2 separate regions of the Homo sapiens genome follow, and region 1 is linked to region 2. The links are chromatin loops, found by intact Hi-C in ENCODE. Cell type or tissue: psoas muscle. All regions are shown on one strand.

Region 1 (8,000 bases), 140 kb before region 2:
AAACTACACAAAGTGGGTACAGCTATCAACATCCAGAATGCCAGAAAATCCACAAAACCAATGAACTGGTTTCTTCAATAAGAACATTGCAAGAGAGAAAAACAAGTGGAGAGAGAAATCTATAGATTGAAAGCAACTCAACCCAAATGCTCATTAACTGATGGGTGGATAAATAAATTGTGATTACAACTTTGCAATGAAAATGCTAGGTAGCGTTAATAAGGAAGGAAACTGTAATACATGCTACAACATGGATAAACCTTGGAAGCATGCTAAACCAAAGAAGGCAGACATAAAACGCCCATACTCAAAACGATTCCATTTATATGACGTTCTGGAAAAGGCAAAACTATAGTGATTGAGAACAGTTCAGTGGTTTTCCAGGAGCGGGAAGGCAGGTGGGGACTGACCACAGGTGCACAAGGAAACTCTCTGGAGCAATGGAAATATTCTACATCTTGACTGGAGTCAGGTTATGTGACTGTATACTTTTATCACACTCATCAAACTATACCTTTAAAAAAGATAAAAATTACATTATGTAAAATATACTGCAATAAACCTGACTTAAGATACTGAGAAAACTGACAACCAATTGCATGGTGTAAACCTTATCTAAATTTTAATTCAAAAAATAAACTGTAAAGAGGTGGTGATATATATGAGAAAACCAGAAATATGAGCTATTAGGTGTTAGAGATCATTTTATTTTAGGATGGTAATAATGGCACTGATGCTTTACTTTCGTTTGCAGGAGCTTCTTTCATTTAGAATACATATTAAGATATTTACAGATAAAATGATGAGATATTTGTAATTTACTATCCAACAAAAGGCTGACGTTTGGTTCTCTGACAAATGTAAACAGCTCAGGAGAGGTACTGTGTTTCTCAAACTGATATCTTTAGTTCCCCACCTCAGTTAAAATCAGTCTACAGGAAGTGAATAAAACTAGCTCTTGCTTTGAACGTCTGCATGGAAAGCCAGAAAGAAGAGTTTGCACGAGGTGCCACAGACACTGTAAAAACGAAGGTGGTCAACTTTGCCTTCCACGACGTTCCTTGTGGAGAGTAGACATGCATCCTCCAGATTTATTTTATTCCTTCCTCAAGGACCTTGGTGGTATACAGTACACTTGAGGGAACATGAGATCAAGATGTGTGGCCATTTGGGCCGTAATTAAATTTAATAGGCAGTTTATCCGGTTCGTAGGAAGATGACACGGAAGAGAGGGACGGAGAGTCAAGCTTATGGAGGGAAATCATTTTACAATAGAGTATCCATCTGGAAAAAAAGACATTGCCCCGACCCAGCAAGTGTGAACGAAACCTTCATCAACATTGCATGAGGTAACTTTATCACGCGCCAGGGCTGAGAGAGAGGAGCCTGTCGTACCTTCTATTAAAAATAATGCACAGCCGTCTTAACGGCATGTAAATCTAACTCACTATTATGCAAACTGAAGGGAAGAGGCAGTTAATAAAACACAAAATAACCTGGTGTTTTATTATACTGGCTGCTGGATTCATAGGCATGAGGCTTCAAATGGCTTATATATTATCTTCCAGCTGCGGCAAATGGAGAGCCCTGGCCTGCTTGGGTTGGTAATGAAGGCGGCTGTGGGGAGCACCAGCGAAGCGTGGATTTTCAGCAGCATTTCTGAGTGTGCAGGGAGGAAAACCAACAGAGAAGGAGAAGCAGAAAGTGGGGTGGTGAGGAGTGACCCTTGCTGTGAGTATGAGGCAGGCTGATGAGGAAAACAGCCAAGCCAGAAGGGCAAGGGGCTCTCCTCCATCTGCTGCCGACTGAGAGTCTGGCCAGGGCTTCCAGAGGAGGTCCCCTCTTCGGCAGGGGCTACAGGAGCTGCAGCGCCTCCCCAGGATGCCGCGTGGTGGCCCATATATGGAGGGTCGCGCCCATGGCCCCCCAGGGCCATCTTAAGCAGCAGAAAAGCCCAACCCTACTATGAAATCCAATTAAATGGCAAGTTTTGCCACGCAAATGGATCCCTTTCTTCTGCTGGTTTGGTTCTCTGCTGCAACGGGCTGCCTTCCTGGACTGGCAGGACTTTCAGAACAAGACCCATAAAGGAAAGTGGAATCACCAGCATCTTTAAATCCCACTGGAGGCAGCTCCTGGGTATTACAGTGGTTTGTTCAAGCGTTCTGGCTTTTTTTTCAAAGTTAAGAAGGAAATGTAAATTTTCATTAAAGAAATAAAGAATTAAAATTCTGTGGCAATGTTGGGTATATCCATGGAAGTGCCTCCTTCTTCCTTAGGCCTGAAATCCTTCCACCATCCTGGAGACTGATGTCCTTTCAAGTTCAATTTGCAGACCATCCCTGTCACCCACATTCAATTCCTGCATTTTGTATGTTTTTGCATGTAACCACCCCTTTTTCTAGGGCTTGCCTCGTGCCAGGCACTGTTCTACATGCTTAACGATCACCGACTCTCTTTACTTTTCACAGCGCCCCCATGCGGTAGGCACCATTATGGTCCCCATTTGGCTGATGAGGAAGCGAAGGCCCACAGAAGTGCAATCATTTGTGCAAGATCCCGCGGGCGAACCGGAGGGTGTGGGATTCACCCACACAGTTGGGTTGGGGTGTTTAGGCTTCCCACCAGTGCACCACGTCACCCCCTCCCTACTGGTTCCTCACATATTTCTACTTTCTGGTTAGAACTTCCTGACTCCTAAAGCCTGTGGTTGCATCTGTGATCTCCCTCCTTATTGGAATCTCTGGATGCTTCCATCAGGTGGCTACAAGAGCTCCAGCACAGCTATGAAGAGAATGTTATGTGCCGGCCAACATCTCTTTGTGGTCAATACACACATTATCTAGGCACTATGAGAGCATGGCTTCGGGAACGTCTGCCCCCAACAGAAGAGAAGAGAGGAGAAGGCCCCCAACACGCCTGCAGCATTTTCCTTAGGACCAGATGCCTCCAACAGGTGGGGAGAAGGCAGCTTGGCAGCCACCCTGTAGCTCTGGGTAGACAGGAGGGCGTGATCTTAAAGGCATGGTGCAGCCTGTGGCTAGAGAGGGCTTCGAGCAAAGGGCAATGGGAGAGGGCAGGTAGGGAGGGTCTCTAGAATCTTTCGAGTATTTCCTAGCAGCCTGGCTAAAAAGCAAGAGTGATGCCGCAGGATTCCCCTGGAGGTCACGTTTCAGGCGTGCTCCTGGACCACCATCGTCTAAGATTCCTGAGCTGGGACATGACCTTGGAAAGGACCATCTATCCATCTGCAGCCCCTTCACTCCTGGGGTTCAGAGATCTGGGGCCTTGGTCGAGTGCAGGGGTGGGGTGGTGGGTATAGTCCAAGGCCCTAGAGGATGTCCAAGAAATGCTAGAATTCTGGAGTGGTCCCAGCTGCTGGAAGGGGCCACGAATGCCTTCTGGAGCTGCAGGGCATATCTGAGAAAGATCAAAAGCCCTGCCCTGTGTCCCTGCCGAAGCCTTCCAGCCAGACACAGCAGCTAGGCACCACCTTCTTCGAACTGCTTTTTCTCATGACTAGAAACTTCCCTTGGCTCCCTAGGGCTAATGTTCACACACCTTATCCCAGCACCCAAAGCCCCTAGGAAGCTAGCCCTGACCTACCTCCTCAAACTTAGCTCTGCCTCCCTCCCACCCAGCCCCATCCCTGTGAAACCCTGTGCCGTGTTCATGCTATTGCTTTTGCTGGGAACGTCTTTCCCTTATTCCATCACTGAGGAAGAATGTGGGTACTTAGCACAGTGCCTACAGAACATTTTTCTTCAAAAGATCAGGACTTATGTGTGCTGCCAGAGGTTTCTAAATACTCACAACACTTGTGACAAAATTTGATCTCCAGCTAGACTTTGCAGAGAGCGGCAAGCATGGAAAGGTAACATCCATGCACTCCAGTTCTGCACTCACTAGGTGTTACTGTTTGTTACGGGTTAAACTGTGTTCCTCAAAAAGATGTGTTGAAATCCTAGCCCGAGTATGTCAGAATGTGACGCTATTTGAAAATAGTGTCTTTATAGGGGTAATCAAGTTAAAATGAGGTAATTAGGGTGGGCCCTAATCCAGTATGACTTGGTGCCCTTATAAAAAAAAATGTGGAAATCTGGACAGAGGTTGACATGCATAGAGAGAAGACGATGTGAAGAAACACAGGGAGAAGATGACCATGAGAAGACGGAGGATTGGTGTCATGCAACTACAAGCACTGCCTTCCACGCCAGAAGCTACAAGAGGCAAGAAAGGGCTCTCTCCCAGAGCTGTCAGAGACAGCGTGGCCATGCACACACCTTGATTTTGGACTTCTAGCTTCCAGAAATGCGATCAAATAATGTTGTCTCAAGCCACCCAGTTTGTATTATTTTGTTCCAGCAGCCCTAGGAAACTAACACAGTAGGTATGCAGTCATTGTTTGTTGCAACATGAAAGAATGGTCTAGGTCAGGGGTCCCCAAGCCCTGGGTCGTGGATGGGTACTGGTCGGTGTCCTGCTAGGAACTGGGCCGCACGGCAGGAGGTGAGTGGCCAGGAGCGAGCGTTATCGCCAGAACTCCACCTCCTTCAGATCAGCGGCGGCATTACATTCTCATAGGAACATGAACCCTACTGCAAAGTGCGCATGCGAGGGATCTAAGTTGTCCTTCATGAGTTTCATCCTGAAACTATCCCCAAGCCCAGCATCTATGGAAAAATTCTCTTCCATGAAACTGGTCCCTGGTGCCAAGAAGGTTGGGGACCGCTGCTGGGTGATACTGGCAGCACAGGTGTGTTTACTAGCAAGAAACTGAGGCTCACTAAGTTAACAACTGGCTCAAAGTCAGACAGCTGTGAGGTGACAGTGGGGACTGGAACTCGGGTTTCGTGGCCCCCACTGACCTTCTATCCCTCCTGATGCATCTCTCCTGGCAGCCCGAGCTCCCCGAGTTCCAGGTTCTGCTCCTCTGGTTGATGGCAAATGTTAGTTTCCAAAAAGCGCACCGAGTCCACCCATGACAAGTGCTCAAAACAGCCTTCCTTTTCTATGGTATGTCTCCTGGAAAGTCTTTCGTGGTTAATAATTCTGTTTGTGGTCATTTTTCTGAGCAGGTTAAGGGCTTCTTAAATCTTCATAGTTCATATTCACAAGCCCCTCGGAGGACAGCTTACCTCCCGCCAGGCCCCACCTGGTGATGAGCGGCCCGCACACGGCAGAGCAGTGGGAGGCCGGGAGCAGAGGCGGCCCGGAGCAGACAGCACGAGCTGGGGGTGGGGGCTACACCACCTGGAAATCTGTCCCACTGTCACACCCACGCTAGTTTACAGAACCTGGGCATGTGGCTCGAAAAAATGACAAGACATTTATGATGGGGTGGAGAGGAGGAGAGCTGCACATTCGGCACGACTCCTCTGTGCCGGAAACTGTGCAAGGCGCTCCATATATTTTTCTCATGGAACCCTCCAGGCAGGAGGTGGATGTTTTTAAAACTCCCATTATACAGATGAAGGAGCTGAGGTGCAAATGATGATGTAACTTTCCAAAGTCACATGACTCCTAAGTAGCAGGGATAAGAGTTGAGCTTGAATTTATGAGGCCCTAAAGCCCAAATGATACTCACTAGGGTTCACCCTAAGGAAGCGGAGAACACGTCCTCAGAGCGAGGATGTTACCTCTGGTTCAGTCCTGATTCTATTTTGGAAAGCTCATCTATAAATAGCTTCTCTCCTGCTTTCCACCTTTCCACAGGGAATCCACCCTCTCTCCTTTTATGGCGGCGGAGGGTCATTGGGTAGAAACCTTCCCAGGGATACTAGCTCTGAAGATTGTGGGTGAGTGCCCTGCCCTGGCCTGAGGTGGGGGTGGTGGGGATATGTTTCTGCCTCTTCCAGCCATTCCTGCGGTCTCCGGGGACCCAACCATTTGTCCCAAATCCACCCTAATTAGGGAAGAAAAAGGAACTACTCTTTCAAAGATCTGTAGATGCGCAGTTGGCTGCCTTTCTTATTCCTCTCTGCCCACTAATTCCAAAGGCATCTGACAGGGATGCCACTCTGGTGAAGATGACAGGAAGTTTCCTGCCGTGGAAGCAACTGCCTGTCTAAAAAAAGCTCTTTTTAAAAATGCTCAACTCCGAACTAAGAGCTTGCAGAGAATGTGTTATGGCTGCTGTTATTTATTTATACCACCGACTTCCAGAAAGGATTTTAAGTGGCTCACAATAAAAACACAGCTAGATCTGGGGAGAGATAGTACAAATGAAGAGCACGGTCAGCTGCGAGACTGGCTCAGAGCGCCCTCCACCCCGCGGTGGGCAGCAGGCCTCCGGAAGGATGCCCAGTAGTGAAGGGCCACGCTCTAGAGATAAAATCGTGTTTCTGTTTTTCTGCCTGACTGGGAGGTACAAGAAGTCTCCACAATGTGTTTAGGAGGGTGGGCCCCAGTTGAGGACTGGGGGTGACTCACCCCCATATTGGGGTGGATAGGAAAGGGCCCTGGAGGCCTGCAGGGAAGCCTCTCTCTCTTAGGCCAGAAGCCGAGGCTGAGACTAGAATTGGAATGCACGATAGTTTATGTGGGAGGAGATCCCAGGAAGCACTGGAAGAACAGAGTGGGCAGGGAAGGAAGGCGGCCAGCGGAGATCATCACTGTGGGCAGTCAGAGCTCGATCTAGTTGGGAAACTCTGGGACGTGGTTTAGAGGATACCTAAGAGTATCCTGCCCAACGAATAAGGAAGCTGGGGGGGTTTATCTCTCCACGTTCTGCTCATCAGTGGTGAGGGACCGCTCGCAGGAGTGGCAATGCCTCACATGTGAGCCATCCTGTAGGAATCCCGGTCACACCAGGGCGCATGTTCCAGGAGCGGCAAATGCTGTACGTTGTGTTTGTCCTGCCCTCCTCCAGGTTAGAGTGGGAGCTGTTTCACCTGATTACTAGGTGAGTCAGGGTCTGGGGATTGACTTGGCTATGCTAAGATACCACCTGGAGGAGGCGGAGGGGGACCCTGATGTAGCAGTTACTGGCCCTAGGTATTGCCATATAAAGTCGCTCACCTCATGACCTGGATCAAAAGTCTCCTCTTTCAGGAAGACCTCCCCACTCTCATCTCTTTTCCTCTGACTTTCTTGGAGCTACAAGATTGATTTATTCCTGGGTCACAGCTCTCTCCTCCTAGCTAGATGCCGCCAATGGCCCCAGCTTCCATTCTCCCTTTTTGGCAACCCTCTCAAGGGATTCTGTGTATAGTATACTGGTTAAAAGAGCTGCCCTGGAGTCAGACTGTTTAGGTTCAAGTCTCACCTCTGACCACTTGTTGACTAAGAGACAAGGGGAAAGTTATCGAGCCTTTCTGTACCTGGCTTTTGCATCTGTAATATGAGGGCAACGAAACCCAAATCACAGAGTCCTCATAAGGAATAAAAGAATTAGTATACTTATAGTACTTAGCATGGTCCCTAGTACATAGTAAATGCTCAATAAATATGAGATGTAATAATGATTACAATGATAATAATAAAGATTTTTGACCACAACCATCAATTACTGTTCATTATTTACAGACTCCTCAAGTGGCACTCAAGACTCCGCCAGGCTTTTCCCATTCTCACTTCCCACTTGCTCTCAACTCAACACAGTCCACCATTGCACAGCACCTGTTTTCTCTCATCTTCTCTTTTCGCCCCTTCCCACTGTGCCAGCCTGAGTTCCCTCATTTCTTAGGTCAAGACGCCCTCACCTTGATACACAGCTCAATACAGGGCCTGAAATGCCACTGAATGGTTGGCAATTAGTAAGTATTTCTAAAAGAAATAAATGGCATACTTTCAGGTATTGGTTATTCATCATGTTACTTTTCTGTATTGTCAGATGCACCCAGCATGGGGGCCAGGTCTCTGGAGGGTCAGTTAGTATCCAGTAGAAGGTACGTGTCTGGATGATGTTTCTGCCACTCCACTGCTGGGTAGATATTTTTGGGTTCCATCACAGCAGCTTTTCATAAATTGTCTCATTTCATCCTCCCAACTATTTCACA
Region 2 (8,000 bases):
GTGGACATTCTTTGCCTTTCTCTCCCAAACTGAAAGGTAGTTATTGAATCTGGGCTGGCCCTGTGTCTGCTTCACCAGCAGAATATAGTGAAAGCGACTGTATACCACTCTCTGGGTCTAGGTTTTAAGAGGACTGGGAGCCTCTGCTGCCTCCTTCCTGGAAGGTTCACTCTCGAAACACTCTCTCTCGGAATACTGCTGCCATGCTGTGACATGCACAAGTCACATGCAGATCCCCTAGAGCTCTCACCGACAACCAACATCCACCACCAGCCATGAGAGTGAGACTTTTTGGATTGCCAGCCCAATTTAGCCATGGATGATTCAGCCCCAGCTGACAGCATGCGGAGCAGAGGGTCTGCCCAGCGGAGCCCAGCCCATCCACAGAATAATGTCATAATAAATTGTTAGACCAGGAAGTTTTGGGATGGTTTGTTACACAGGAATAAGTCACAGAAATCATAGAGAAATAAGTGATTTTTAAAAATCCAATAGAATCAAACCCATCCCCAAGGAACATGATTACTTAACACGCTCCAGAAACATCCACATGAAAGTCTTCAAGAAGCTAGTTTGGAAGGTGTGCACTTATTCCACTGTGTAAGATAGGTTTAGAACTCCTTTGTGAACTACTTTTAGAGATGATCTATGAGGCCTGCACACAGAAAAACTTCACGCCCGCTCCACTGTGACAAAAATGTATAATCCACTTGATCACCCACCATATAAACCAGCTGTGGTTCTTGGCAGTTCTTAGTTCTTTCCATTATCAATCTTAGGTTCAAAGACATGGGGAGATTTTTGGGTTTGTTATAAGGGGGTTATGTGACAACGACTTGTGTCACAAGTTCTTCCCATTATATCATGAGTTCAGAGGGAGAAGGGACAGTGTCTGATTCATCTTGGTGTCCCCCACAGATCATATCAAGGAGCCTGGCACATGGCAGACACCCAAGAGCCATTTGCTGAATGGCACGTTGCAAAAACTAATCCATCAATGAGCAATAAAAATGTACTGTGCCACGACAGCATCTTTGGGCTAAGTGTATTGTGACAACTTTGAAGGTGACAATGCTCACTTGTAAAAGTCAATCATTTGCAAGAAATCTGGGGATCTGGTAAATGGATGCCCCTGAATCAGGGCACAGTGCTACCTGACAAACAGAAAGGACTGCCACCTAGGTTATGAGCTATAGACCGAGGGATCATTTCACCAAAGAAAAGAGATACCTAATTTAGATATGACCAAAAAAAAAAAAAAAAAGTTTGCTTTTAGCAAAGGCACGTAAGCCACAGGTGTCATGCCAAAATCAGGGCAGAAGGCCTACCTGGTGACTTCCATATGTTTTCAAGACAAGAATAGAATCTTAATTTACATGATCTCTAATCCTTCTACAGATCCTGCAATGTAGACACTATTATTCCCATTTCATAGCTGTAGAAACCGATCCTGTGTCAAGGCAGGCTACTTGCATTATCTTGGACCATCAGGCCATGATGGGGAAGCAGAGGTGGAGAGATGCATGGAAGGGTAATTCTGAGAGGACCAGGGAGAAGCAGCAGTAAAACTCTTGGAAAGGGAGAACTTTTCACAGCTTCTGCTGAGTGCAAGAAAATTATTATACCCCCTTCTCTAGAAAGCCTTTGAGGTACAGGTGATAGGATAAGCTCTGGAAGAGTATTCACAACTTCTGCCTGAACTATAAGCCCAACATGGGTTTCTGGAAACTCTTGCCCGAGAAGCAGAGAGATGCCTTGTTCATCTGCATCCCCCAACTTTCCCTGCAAATCCAAACCTGTTCATCCTACCTCTAGTTTGTATTGTTTCCCCTGATAAGGAGGGCCCCAGTGAACAATTAAAGCTTTCAATAAATAATCTCTAAGCACATTCATTTGATTGACTGTTATTTGATACAGCAGTTAGTTTCAATGGGGCAGTTAATATTGATCACATAAAGTACTCCAGACAAACATGAAACAGTTCCAGAACTCCATGGATTATTACCCTTTATCTGCCAGTCATCTGGGTTACTTGTAATGGTCACGGAATTTAAAATCAATAATAACAATTAGTGTTCTGTACACCAAAACGGATGAATCATGTGAAATGGGTTTTCATATAAAATCAAAGGTAAAGCAAGCCGATAGCATGGAAAAAAAGCTCTCTGAATTTCCAGTGCACATTTGGCAAGGCACTTTCACATGCAAATCCTCAAAACAGGCAGCAAGAGCGAAAGAAAGGTGCTCAGGAGAAGATGTGGCCATAAAAAAGCATATGAAACCCCTGACGATCTTAATCCAAAAAGATGAAGCGTAAAAGATAAAAGTGATCAAAATGAGTTCTAACAAATGTAGTAAAATTAATGGAACCGGTAATTTACTTCCTTGGAGATGTGTCTAGCTACATTTTTCAGCTTTCAATTTCTAGGCATTAATCGTGATTTTTTTTGTAATAAAATGGCAACAACGGTATTTTAGTAGCTCCATGGCACGACTACTGTAATATAATGTATATATAATTAAAATGCAAAGCAACAGAGAAATGTTTCATCATTAAACTGTAACCAGTGCACTATGTGAAATCATCCATTCCAAAGACTTGTTTTTCATCAATTATTTGTTGTTTATCTGATGTAAATATAAAAAGGACTAATTAAAATATATGCCTTTTTATACAGCTTCTTGTCATTAAAGCCAATGAAAGCATTCTGAGGACCATAATGAAATAATTATGTTTGCCTTTAAGAATTCTCTTCAATAACACATGGCAGTACTGAGCTAAATTAAAACATCAGGAACTGAATTTCGCTGCCTCCATTTCCATTTTAGTTAATTAAACCCCCAAGCTTTCCAATAGACCAGCCCCTAAAAAAATCTTTTGAAGCTGAAATGGCCTTCAGATCATCGGCCTTTTTATAATTATGGACTTTGATGACATGACAAAGGTACTGTAGCCGTTGAAAGCTTTAATATTTTTGAGAAGACAAATTTATTACATGAGGTCTTCATTTGCTCTGGAAATGGGAAAAAAATTGGGATGTGATCCAGATCTTCTCTCCCTAGTTAACCGATGCACTCATCTTATTTGTTCTTTTACCTGCACATTATTTTGAATTTAGCTATTTTTTTGACTTGACAAAATTTTATTCTGTGATGAATAGTAATTTATCAACAACAACATAGCAAACATTCCACTAAATATGGGTCAAATTAGGACAGTGATTCTTTGTCAAACACTGAAACTTAAAAAATAAGAAGCTATCTTTAAGACAGCAGTGGACTGAGGAGAATCTGTGAATTTTAAGAAATAAAATCCTTCTGTTTGACTTTTCTCCTCCTCCAAATCTCAAATCAGATACTTTGGAAGGCAAAGAATAAAATAAAATGAAAATAAATCTGGGTTTAAGAGAAAGGGAAGAAGGAAAAAGGGGAGGAAAACTGCTAAGTGGTTTCAGGGCTGGTAGCAAATGAAATGGCTTTAGCAATGTTGTCATCTGATGCAGATGGGGATGGGAACTTTGTACTTTCAAAAGTAAATACAAGGCCGGGCTCGGTGGCTCACGCCTGTAATCTCAGCACTTTGGGAGGCCGAGGTGGGCAGATCACGAGGTCAGGAGATCGAGACCATCCTGGCCAACATAGTGAAACCCCATCTCTACTAAAAATACAAAAATTAGCCAGGTGTGGTGGCACACGCCTGTAGTCCCAGCTACTCAGGAGGCTGAGGCAGGAGAATCACTTGAATCTGGGAGGTGGAGGTTGCAGTGAGCTGAGATCACACCACTGCACTCCAGCCTGGGCAACAGGGCGAGACTCCATCTCAAAAAAAAAAAAAGAAAAAAAAAAAAAAAAGGAGTACCAAGGATTAACTCTGACAACGTGAAATCCCTCACGTTTTGTTCTATATGGAGAGTTGGCGAGGTTTGTGAGTGGATGATATTTGGTGATCGCTGGATAGACTGTCTAATGAGACATCAGCAGTGAATTGTTAACAGCTGGAACACAAATATCTATTCTATGACAATGTAAAATGACAATTATAATCTCAGAATCCACTTTTATTAAACGACTTTCTTCCTCCCAGTTTTTCTTTGTTCTCTTCAAAGAAATCTGCTTTTGGAAATCAGGGACATCATCACCCACTATCACCCCTGTAAAAATCAGCTTTCTTCTTTCTCCCTCCCCTGAGCTGGTTCAGTTCTTCAGCTGCTGGGGGAAGCCTAGAGACTCCTGGAATCCCTGAGCCCTGACTAGAGGAAATGCTTGGCCAGGTTGAGTCGCCTTGCTGACGTCAGTTCCTGTTATCCTCGCCTTATCGCGCAGGGGGCAGAGAGTCTTATCTTACTAAATGGTCCCCTTGTAGCTCCCCCACCCTACAGGGCCAGAGAAAGAGCAAGTCAGCAGTTCCATTGCCTGTTTGACTTCCCATCTAAGAAGCTCTGAAAGCTCAAGACAAAATGCCAGTAGACTTAGGCTCTCCTGCTTCCTAGGTAGAGAGAACTTTTGCAACTTTATTTTTCATTCATTTAAAGGGGTTTGGGGAGTGGGATGGGACAGAGATCATGCTTTTTAATGATGGGGTAAGGAAGCTGGGAATGAAAAGAGGAGAATTCAGAGCAACATATTGACTGATGAGGTTGTGTTATTAGATCTTACAGATGGGGCAGGTTATCTCATCTCCTATTTAACAAGAGGTACTTAGACCAAGCCACTTACAAGCAGGATACTGATAAATCTGAAACCTGAGTTAACTCTACTCTTCTCCCTCCATCACCCCAGCTCCAACTTTTTAAGAGGAAGCTGGCAAGGGCTGATACAGATTTGTTCATAACAATTTAATTTAATTCTACTCCCTCCTCCCCACCCTGTCCACGCACACACAGGTGCTAGAGTGAGAATCACAGCCCAGTCCATTTTGCAAGGAATGCCTTCTATTCACAGATCTATAGTTTGCTACGAAAGGAATTCATGTTCATAAGAATGACCCAGAAACACAAGGCGATCTTCAGACATAATGAAAAAATTAAGCTGTGAGAGCTCTACTTATATTGACTATAGAATCCAAACAAAGACTTTCTGTGCCACTCCTAGGAGATGTTGTAATATTAAATATCTGGCATATTTCAATGATTTATGTGGGAACTGTGCAGGATATTTGAAAGTGGGTTATTCTAGAAAATCAGAGATACATGATTGTCATAACTACCCTGTAATTTGAAAGGCAAGATTCTATCTACATTAATATCTTTGGAAAGGTTTTCAGCCAAGATTTTTCTGATTAACCTTCATCAAAAACTCCCATTTCTGAAATAATCTATTTAATTGATAGTTAACTGAATTTATATTAGAACATTTAAAGTATAAAAATGTCATTTAAGGATAAATGTATGGCACTTACACATAACTCAAACTGTATAGAAGATTCTAAGATGTTCTAAAATGAACATTGCATTTATTGTTAAAATCCTGTGTGACTTGAACAGAGTTTTGTATTTTGCATCTTGGTTTTTACATCTCCATCTTCTGCCCAAAGAGTAACTTAAAATTCTCAGCTTTTTCTAAATTACTGATTTAAAAAATTATAAATTCCTTGAGAGTAGAATTTATAATCTTTGTTATTTATCATGTATTTCCCTTCTCAGATAGAGTTTAATGATATCTGTGGAATGTGTAAAGGAGAAAACAGGTTTTCTTTCTTTTTCAGCCACCTCAGAGCTTAACATATGTCGAAGGTAAATTATAAACATCTGATATCCAGAAGAACTTTTTTTTATTCTTACGCTTTAGAGAAAAGTGCATAACAATACCCTCGGTTGTATATATCAGCGCCAGGCTTCTAGAAATGAGAAGGAAACTTCTGATTCAGGTCAGCTAGCCTATCAGAAATAGCCATTCTGGTCATTTATCTATTAAGGAAAAAAGACCTGCTTCAATGCAAGGGCTTTACATTATTGGCTGGCAAATCAAATTCTAACTAAAGCTTCCAAGTCAATTCCATAGCTTAAGTTTAGGCAAACAGATGTCTACCTTTCTACTGTTTAGTTTTTTGAATCCATCCTTTTCTGGCAATAAAATTTAAACACATGCTTTTTCTTTTCTAAGTTGCACATCAATACTCACTCCCTTGTCAAATGTACCAATTTATCCAATATTCACAATATGATTTCTTTTTTTCTACAAGGAAGGAAAACTTTGTGAATCTTTCACTTGTTTTCGAACAACCCACAACCCTGCCTGTACTCTCTTTGCGATTTAAGGAAAAGTCCCTCTTTTTCTCTTCTTTCTGATGGTATTAGTTACCACCGTCATGTGCCCGAGAAGCAGAAAATTATGTCCTACTTTAGAAAAACAATTGGGCCTTTTCACTGAAATATTTATTCAAAACCCCATTCAATTCATACGGTGGCTGTCAGTCTTTATTTAGTCTTTCTTTCAGAGGGTATCTTTGATTTTGCCACTTTGACCCCAATTTATATCTCACTAGGAGAGGATTTAGATACTGTTTAATACTTAAAATTTGGGTCCCAGGGCTTTGAAAAGAGGCCTTTTCTCATTCCCTAATCAAACATCACTACTGGTTGTTTTAAAAATAATTTCTTCTCATTAATGGGCAAAGTCCTATTTCAAAAAGAAAATATTTTTTTCTTTTTCCTTTTGATGTGTTGAGTAGGGAGAAAAGACAGGGAAAAAGGCCAAGAAGTTGTCACACTCGTTATTTCACCAAAGCAACTATATTTAGACCACAAAATATTAAGATTTATCCTATACCCACTGAGCAATTAATGTTGAAAACATCTGGAGCCGCCTAAAACCAAGATAATCCTGGAGACATCTGAACAGAAATTTAGTGACTCCTATACCTTCCAGGGGCAGTCGTCAATCGTAATATTTAGACCACATTCCCTTAGTAGTCCCCTAATCCTGACTTTGAATGCTTATAAGAAGCAATTCACAGACACTACTACAAATGGCAGCTGGCTGGCATATCATTTTTCTGCCTTTAAAATTAAAAAGAAAATAAAGGGAATATTTTAACACCTTTCAAAGTGAGCTTGTGATGGTGTGCTCCATGTTCAAAGGTCTTACTTTATTTACTATGCATACACACACACACCATAAAAAAAACTCAAAGCAGAAAATAGTTTTGGTTGGAATTTAGTACTTTTTCTTCTTTGCCCACTGTTTCCTCTGTGTTAAAAGCAAAAACAGATCTGCTTCTCGTCAAAATAGCCATTAAGTAAAATGGAAAAGGTTGTGGTTATGTTCTTACTTACACAAATGTAGCCCTAATATACTTTTATTTCAATAGCCCTAACTAGCTGTACCACCCTGAACCAAACACTGCATGGCACAAGACATTTGTTAGAATCTCTAAAAAAAAAAAAAAAAAAAAGTTTTAGTTTTATTTATGCTAAAAAAAAAAAAAAATCGTTGGAACAACTGACCATCATAAAGTGGTTTATGAGGGTAAAGCAACTCTGCAAGGGCACAAGCAATATTTACATTTTATTCATTTAACCTAAAGTTGGGGTGTGGGATTCAAACTCTTGTGAAACTGACCACAATAAGAACTAATTGCCCTGCTTACAAAAATAAGACACTGGAATTTCTGAAATCCCTTTGTCAAATGCCTTTATTTACTTTGTCTAATGCAAGTTTCTTTGATTAGCTAAACTTTGCTGTTATCAACACTTCTTGCTTATCGGGTAGTTTTAGGCGAATGACACATTCACCGCTCGCTCTCCCTAGATAAAGCAAATCCCTTGTTTAACTTGTCCAAGAACAAACAAAGCTTTTCCCCCTACTCTTACAACTTAATAGGCATCTTTGGAAGGTTAATTACAAAAGGAAGAATGTCTACATGTAAAAACTCTATTAGGTCTAATAACTTTTGGCGAGGATCCTGAGCATATTTTTTCCTTCTGTTAAAAAACATGTTTCATTACCACTTTCTCTAACAAGAAAAAGTTTCAGAGAGCCCCAGTTCCCTGGGATTCCAA

What was found. A loop is a pair of places that touch in the nucleus more often than their neighbours do. Peaks named below come from ENCODE experiments on the same cell type or tissue, not always from the same donor. Only the 100,000 strongest peaks of a DNase experiment are listed, where the experiment ranks them.
Region 1: a loop joins it to region 2, with 2.3 times the contacts of the local background. A loop is called at or near these places in 12 of 110 quality-filtered maps.

What each region holds. Positions count from the first base shown.
Region 1 is chr3:25,571,773-25,579,772 of GRCh38, reverse strand. The region is part of intron 4 of RARB (retinoic acid receptor beta); the gene reads right to left. Among named protein-coding and RNA genes, the nearest start is that of TOP2B, 89 kb to the left of the region's middle. RefSeq lists enhancers at 5,788-6,315, 6,316-6,844. In psoas muscle, no CTCF peak of the experiment used is centred here; no DNase peak of the experiment used is centred here; H3K27ac peaks cover 2,064 bases.
Region 2 is chr3:25,430,382-25,438,381 of GRCh38, reverse strand. All of the region lies in intron 1 of RARB (retinoic acid receptor beta), which reads right to left. Among named protein-coding and RNA genes, the nearest start is that of RARB, 6.1 kb to the right of the region's middle. In psoas muscle, no CTCF peak of the experiment used is centred here; no DNase peak of the experiment used is centred here; H3K4me3 peaks cover 2,383 bases; H3K27ac peaks cover 2,073 bases.